Regions from separate parts of the Homo sapiens genome. Here region 1 is linked to region 2. A link is an interaction called in ENCODE POLR2A ChIA-PET data of the cell type or tissue named here. Cell type or tissue: A673. All regions are shown on one strand. Region 1 overlaps EXT2 (exostosin glycosyltransferase 2). Region 2 overlaps LOC105376646 (a long non-coding RNA gene).

Region 1 (4,000 bases), 350 kb after region 2:
AAAAAGAGGTTTCTGAGTAAGAAATTTAAAAACAGCATTAATGGGGAAATAGGAAGAAAGTATCAGAGAAAAGTTAGAGTTAAAAGCAGTTACTCCTTGAAAACAGGCCCTAATTTTCATTCTATGGTTTCTTTTACTTGAATTTTTAAGCCGCACTATTTTCTAAAACACAAAACCAAGAAATATAGCTGAGGGAAAAAAAAGGGAGAGCCAAAAGTCAAGAATCAACCTCTGGTTGAAGCAATGTGTAAAGTTTTCTAACCTGCAGCTGTAATGACCCATTTATTAGAAATTTACACTCAAATATTAATCAATTGGGAGACACATAAAAAATTAATCAATTGGGAGACACATTAATCAATTGGGAGACACAAAAGTCAAGAATCAACCTCTCATTGAAGCAGTGTGTAAAGTTTCCTAATCTGCAGCTGTAATGACCCATTTATTAGAAAATTATACTCAAATATTAATCAATTGGGAGACACATAAAAAGGACAGAATATTAGAAACGGAAACAAAATTCATTATCTTGAGGTTATAATACTTAATTATCACATTTCCCTGGTAAGTTCTATTATTGAATCATTTAAGCAGACCTCAAGGGAGAATTACAATGGCCCCTGAAAAAAGGGGAAAGGGAATTTGATGTGCTAATATAAGTGATAGTTGGTACATGAAAGATTACTTTGCCAAAACATTCAGTATGTTCTTAATTAATCTGCTGCCAGATCAAGCTCCCACGGACTCTGAAAAACTATTCTACTCACTGCCCTCCCACAAGCTGTGTGATGTAAGGAAGCAGTCAGGTTTTGATTCATGAAAGCTAGAGCCATAAAAGTGAACTCTAAGTAAGCAATGAAGGCAGGACTGCATCTAAGGAAACAATGTGTGTAGATTCATTCATCCAGCACCACCACTGGGGCTGCCACGCAGATGTGTGTTACACAGGCACATTAGTTTATCTCTGCTACAAAAGCTCTAGTATGCTCTTCTGATTGACAAGATCATCTTAGCAATATCCTCGAGTCCGTCTTTTCATATTCTTTATCTATCCTCCCCATCTGGATCTGGCTTGTGATTTTCATTTTCTTTACCATTTTCTATCTGACCATCAGAATTGGCCAAGTTCTTTGCTTGGGGCCCCAGATCAAGCTCTCTGTGTCTTTCTGCATCTCTCCATCTGCAGACCCAGTTCAGCTTTCCTTATTCCCTGGCTGCTGACATCCTGAGACTTTCTAGCTCACTTCCAAAGAAGTAAAAGGTACTACTCAAGGAAAGGTCTGGAATTTAGGGTAGCATACTGGATCACTTGTGCAAATGTGATCCTATAAATGTGATACCTATAAAAACAATAGACTTCAAAAAGCTTAAACTTACCTTAAATTCAAGCTAAAATTTCTAAATTCCATACATTTTTTTTTTTTAATCATATCTAGGCAGTAGGAGGAAGATGGAGAGAATAAGCCAAGAAGGCCTCCTGGGGGGCAGGGTAGGCTTTCAAATTCCAGAGAAACATTCCACAACTTACAGGGTGCTGAGTTGAGTTACACAGACTGTTAACCTGGTATCTTTTCAACTTAGAGTTCTGCTTCATACATCCGAGCTAGTGCTTCTTCAGCTTGCAGAGTGATTTATTGCTTGTTAGTGTTTATAGCTGAGTGATATTTTCAGCTGCTTGTACAACCACAACCTTTGTGAGTGAGGGCCACCGTCTGGACATCTAAGTATAGGCAGCCCTGAGTTTTTCATGTAGCTGAGACAGATTTAGTCTGAACCCAGCCTCTGGATGCCTCTAATCCAAGCCCCGCAGGGTTAAGAGGAGGAAATGGATGAGGAGAAAGGAAGAGCCTTCTCCAGGGAGTGAGTTAGGACACTCACAGTGAATGAAATCCCACATCAAAATATGGTCCCTGGACCAGCAGCATCAATATCCAACACTTGAGAACTTGCTAGAAATGCGAATTCTAGGTTCCTACCCCAGACCTACCCAATCTGAATCTCAGGGTGGAGTGGCAGCACTCTGTATTCTGATGCCTACTAAAGATTGAGAACCACTGCCCCATGGCACACTCTACCACATTTTGCCCACAGCTGTGATTTCTGATCCCCCTGGGTGATTCTTGCCAATCAAGTGCTCTTATGCAATACTCTCATCTGGCTGATCCCTTGCCCTTTCTATCTTCAAAAACTAGAGCTAGACTGAGGCTTAGAGGAAGTCCAGGGAAGTATCTAATCCTCATCTGAGGCTTTGATTGCAGTGAAGTTGCCACTCTGGCTAGATTTCATAGAAAAAGCTCTTGTTTTTCAACCTCATTCTTATTCTGGGTATAATAATTCATTTTAAGATGCTTCCCCATTTTTCTCATCAATTTTTGTCAATGGCCATAAGAACCCCTACTCTCTTCTCTTTCTGTTTTAAATCTGGTAAAGTAAATGCAGAAAGGAAAAAAATCTGGGGTATCTTTATTAGTGTTACCTATGATAGCAAACTTGGAAAAAAAACCATCTATCAAAAATGTAAATAAAATTATAACATTGATAAGATGCAGTATAATCTTTTAAATCACATCATAGAAAAATAACATGGGAAAACACTCCACTCTACATAATTTTCAGACTATATTACATTTAGTTTTTAAAAAGCTGTCACTGAGAGGACATAGCTTTGGTGACACATGAATTCACTGTTTGAAGCTCACTTGTCTCTGTCTCTGTCCTCCTACATATGTTCACATCTGGCAGAGAAACAGAAGTAAAATGAGGAGGGTGTCCAAGGAGAACCCTAGCTATAGAGGCTAGCCCCAGATGTGCGGATGAAGGTCTGCCAAGAGGCAAGACCAGAAATGACATAAAAGTTAGAAGTAATATAGGATATTTAGGGAGATGACAAAGCTTTGCTGATATTTGCAAAAAGGAGAGAAAAATAAAAGCATGAAGAGACTGAAAAGGCATAAAAATATAGGCAGCCTTAACATGAACAGCTAAGAAAATTAATATAAAAACATGCACACTTCCCCTAATAAAGAACCTTAACTTGGTGATAAATTCCTTTCAAAAAGAATTCCTTTCAAAACAAAAGGTCAATCTCTCCAGTTTAGACAGGTGTATTACTTTAACATTATTTCCAAGTTTTACTGTGTCAAACTTTTTCAGGTTCTGAGGGTGTGGTGCAACGTGGATAATGTCATCACCCTAGTTTTACAGATAAGAGTGACAAAGCATCTAGTGACATGAATACTCTGCAAGGCCACCTCTCACTGTCATAATCATCGACACACGTAGGCCTTTTTTTTTTTTTTTTTACATTAAACTAAGGCAGCTGCATCTAGCCAAAATATGACTCTGAACTCTCACCTCTCCTTCTCCAGTCTGAGCAAGCTCTGTGCATGGCTGGAGACCCTAAGAGTGTATCTCTGAAAACCCCAGACCACCCCTTGATTTACTGACCAAGATCCACACCTACTCCCACCTCGGAATGTCAGACATCATAAATTTGATGGAATCTAGAGAAGAGACTCCCCTGCAGGTTGGGCTCATAGTAATCTCATCTAGAGTAGGTTAAATATTTCTGAGGGAAGAGGAGAAGTAAACTATAAATAAACCATCGCTATTCAGGCCTCCCATCAGTTGCTTTCACTGAAGATGGAGAAATGTATAACCCACTGCTTTAAATCAGGGCTCTTGTCACCTGAGCTAGAAATGTGATAAATACCAAAGTATCCTAAAAAGGATTATTTAAGAAAGAGTTAAAAATATATAGAGAATATATTTTCCAGTTATATACCTTGATTTATGCTTTTTATGCTTATGTTACCTCTCAAATTGTTAAGAGTTTAGCACTTTGACCATTCTGTCCTGAATTAAAACATATCTATTTCAAAACTGCAAAATTTCATATTCTATTTTTCCTAGCCTACCTATATTCTTATAAAAAAGAACTAAATTCCAACCCTTTATTCTTATTAAACATCTCTTAGAGCTTTAGATAAAAGTATAGGAT
Region 2 (4,000 bases):
CTTCAAGGAGCTTACAATCTAGTGCGGAAAGGGACGTTTGTCAAATCATCCCATGAATATGCATAAAAGTTCAGACAGCACCCAGTGCTGTGAAGGCCACTGTCGGTGAGGGAAGACCCTAGAGAGGAGGCTTGATCTCACTTGGGGCCTGGCAGGCACCTCGAGGAAGGGATGTATCTAAGAGGTAGTGTGTCTGATGCTCTGTGTACACCATTTCTCAACCTTGGGGCAATCCTGCAAGATCAGGGTCACTGTCCCCATTTTGTAGATGAGGACATGGAGGCCCAGCGAGGAGCACCCTCTGTTGCAGCCTCAGGATCCCGGGGAGACTGGCTGTGACTGGGACTCGGGTCTACCCACTCTTTGCTGCCTACTGTCTGGGACTGACATTTTGCAGAAGAGGGAATCAGCCTAGAGAAGCACAGTGACTCCTCCAGGGCCACCAAGCCAGGGGAAACCAGGTCACCTCGTCCTGGTGTAGATCCTGAAGGCTGCCTCTGCCCTGTGAGATTTCCCATGTCACTGCTCATTTGCACACTCAGCGCTTCCTCCTCCTCCTCCCAAGCTTCCTTCCAATTGGCGGCTGAGGCAGCATCAGAAACCACAGTGCTGGGCCCAGTGCCAGAGCCTCCCCCTCAGTGACCCCCTTCCCACGTCCTGAGTTTCTGAGACTAGCTCTGTCCAGGGGGAAGCTTTTCCAGCCCTTTCGAGCCCACGTGCACTCGAGAGTATGTGTGAAAACGTGCACTTACCTGGAGCATGTCTTCCCTGTGGTGTGCAGCGAGGGGCAAATAGGGCCCTCTCTAAGATTAGCCCCCAACCCCCGCCCCCGACACACACACACACTAATTTCCACAAGTATGGGCAGGACTTTCTGCTGAAGTCATCACAGATGGGTGGAGTTCGGGGGTGCTTGGTATCCTGGGGGTTTTCAGGGCAGTGTAGCCCCTGCACCAGGCGCTGCGTGCCTGGGGAGACACCAACAGCTTGCTGGCTAGGTGGTGGCCAGGCAGGGACAGAGAGCAGGCCCAGAGGGAGCCGGGGAGGCAGGACTCCAGGACATCTGGGCTGGGGGAAGGTGGAAAGTGCAAAATATCCGTGCAGGAGGTGAAGGCCTGGATGTGTAAGGCCCTGAGGTCTCTGACAGGAAGTGAAAACCTCAGGGAACTGGAAGCTTGGCTGGGAACAGGCCGTGAGAGGGAAACTCGGCCACACGGAGAAGCCGGCCGAGGCCTCCTTGAGCAGATGGGGATACTGAGGCTGAGGCAACTGCTTTGCTCAAGGGACTGGGAGTCTTTTTTATTTTCCACCCCACCGTTCCTAGATTAAAGCCAGCTGAGAATATTGCTTCTGTGACAGCCCGATTACCTTGGCCTAAATTTTCTAGTGGGTGAGGAGAGGCAGCACTGTGCTAACATAGCCAGCTTTTTTTTTTTTTTTTTTTAACTTTTTTAGTGACAGGGTCTTACTCTATCACCCGGGCTGGAGTGCAGTGACACAATCAATGACTTGCTGCAGCCTTGAACTCCTGGTTTCAAGCAAACCTCCTACTTCAGCCTCCTGAGTAGCTGGGACCACAGGCATATGCCACCACACCTGGCTAATTTTCCAATTTTTTGTACAGACAGGATCTCATGTTATTTAGGCTTGTCTGGGACTCCTGGCCTCAAGCAATCCTCCTGCCTCGGCCTACCGAAGTGCTGGGATTACAGGCATGAGCCACTGCACCCGGCCACCAGCATTTGTTAAAGTCTCACCACGGATCAGGCTCTCATCTAAAAAACTTGAAGTTGTCATTCTGTGTCCTTACAGTAACCCCTCAAGGTAGGTGTCACTCTCATCTCCATTTTACAAATGAGAAAAGAGGCTAACTAAGGGAAGTTAAAGAGCTTGCCGAAGATCACATAGCCAGAATTTTAATCCGAGGATCTGGAGCCTCTTTTGCGGTGCCATCAAAGGCTTGCTGGCTCCCCCTGGTGTGCCCTCAAGGCAGCTGCCTGTGACTGTCCTGTAGGGGAAGCTTTGCAGATAGGGGACCTTTGTAGATCGTCGATATCCTGGGCTCTGCGCATGCTGTGGTTCCTCTGCCTGAAATGCTCTTCCTGCCTCTTCTTCTTCTTCTTCTTCTTCTTCTTCTTCTTCTCCTTCTCCTTCTCCTTCTCCTTCTCCTTCTCCTTCTCCTTCTCCTTCTCCTTCTCCTTCTCCTTCTTCTTCTTCTTCTTCTTCTTCTTCTTTCTTCTTCTTCTTTTTTTTTTTTTTTTTGATACGGAGTCTTCCTCTATTGCCCAGGCTGGAGTGCAGTGGCTCAATCTTGGCTCACTGCAACCTTCGCCTCCTGGGTTCAAGAAATTCTCCTGCCTCAGCCTCCCGAGTAGCTAGGACTACAGGCGCACACCATCATGCCTGGCTAGTTTTTTTGTATTTTTAGTAGAGACGGGGTTTCACCATATTGGCCAGGCTGGTCTTGAACTCCTGACCTCGTGATCTGCCTACCTTGGACTACCAAAGTGCTGGGATTACTGACGTGAGCCACCGCGCCCAGACTTCCTGCCTCTTTTCTAGTGTCCTGGCCTGCTTTGGAGCTCAGTCTGAAGTTAGCTCCTGCTTTGGGGGTTACCTCCCCCTGAACTCCAGGCTAGGCTGGGTTTCCCTGTTTTTCCTCCCAGAGCACCTGTATATCTTCTTTGTAGCATTCATTCATTCATTCATGTTTCATTCAGTAAGTATCTACTCAGAGCACATGGTAAGTCAGGTGCTGGAGACAGAGCACAAAGGGGTCACAACTCCCACCCTCGTGGTGTGCACTGTCTAGTGGGGAAGACAGGAAAACAAAGAAATGCATAACCTTGTACCAAATACTCATACTCCTACTTTTTGAAAAATCAGGAAAGGGGATGGAGATTGATGGGGTGGTATTTTAGACATGGGGGTCCGGAAAGGTCACTCAGAAGAGGTGACATTTGAGCAGAGATGTGAGCAAAGTGATTTGTCATAGCATGCCTTAATTATTCTCTGAACTTCTGTCTCATGCCTGTCTTTTCTACTGGGCTATAGCTGAAGACAAAATATTTGCCAGTCTTGTTCATGAAGGTATTCCAATGCCTAGAACATTGCTTTTGCACATAGTAGGTGCTCAACAAACGGGCCTTGCACACAGTAGGTGAGTAAATGAGTGAGTGAATAAATGAATGAATGAATGAATGATGGAGGCAGAAAAATCTTTGCAGGCTCAAGTGCTAACTCTAGTCCTGTGCTCCACAACAGTTGCAGACATGTCAATCTCCTCCTCAAAGCCTCCCTTTCCTCCTAAATAGGGAATTAATGGGGAGCTTGACCGATCCTTTGGGACAGGTGTTAAGAATCTCAACTGGTTAAAAAATCTGGACCCAAAATAGATGATTAAGAGACCCAGAAGGCAGTGGGGCTGTGAGGACGTGGAGGGCAAAAAGGCATCCAGTTTGCATTGCTCCAATTCCTCCCCAGACAGCCAGCCTCGATGGACTGTCTGTAGTCCACACTTTTTTTTTTTTTTTTTTTGAGACTGAGTCTCGCTCTGTCACCCAGGCTGGAGTGCAGTGGTGCAATCTCGGCTCACTGCAACCTCCGCCTCCTGGGTTCAAGCGATTCTTCTGCCTCAGCCTCCCGAGTAGCTGGGACTACAGGTGCGTGCCACCACACCCGGCTAATTTTTGTGTTTTTAATAGAGGCAGGGTTTCACCATATTGGCCAGGCTGGTCTCAAACTCCTGACCTCATGATCCACCCACCTCGGCCTCCCAAAGTGCTGGAATTACAGGTGTGAGCCACCACGCCCAGCTGTTGTCCACACTCTTATTTGAGCCAGAGTACCCATCAGGGAGGCTGAGGTGGTGGGAGAAGGCTGCTTCCTGACTAACAGCTGTGCCAACTCCAGAGCTGCAGGTCCAGGCAGGCAGGGACCTCAACCCCAGCACAAAAGGATGTAGAGGGGTAGGAGGCCAGGGTGACTTGGGAGCCAGGGG

What was found. ChIA-PET counts read pairs that join two places held together with the same protein. Peaks named below come from ENCODE experiments on the same cell type or tissue, not always from the same donor. Only the 100,000 strongest peaks of a DNase experiment are listed, where the experiment ranks them.
Region 1: POLR2A ChIA-PET joins it to region 2 with 11 read pairs; 1 of 35 experiments calls an interaction of 5 or more read pairs at or near these places.

Annotation. Positions count from the first base shown.
Region 1 is chr11:44,176,225-44,180,224 of GRCh38, reverse strand. The region is part of intron 8 of EXT2 (exostosin glycosyltransferase 2); the gene reads right to left. Among named protein-coding and RNA genes, the nearest start is that of EXT2, 83 kb to the right of the region's middle. RefSeq lists an enhancer at 1,560-2,060. In A673, a CTCF peak has its summit at 1,732; DNase peaks (open chromatin) are centred at 804, 1,584 and 2,125; H3K4me3 peaks cover 418 bases; H3K27ac peaks cover 3,434 bases.
Region 2 is chr11:44,521,663-44,525,662 of GRCh38, reverse strand. LOC105376646 (a long non-coding RNA gene) reads left to right here. Exons shown (of 5, transcript XR_931232.1): 1 at 1-184; 2 at 1,625-1,824; 3 at 3,055-3,160. Among named protein-coding and RNA genes, the nearest start is that of CD82, 42 kb to the left of the region's middle. In A673, a CTCF peak has its summit at 1,973 (motif pointing left); a DNase peak (open chromatin) is centred at 1,972.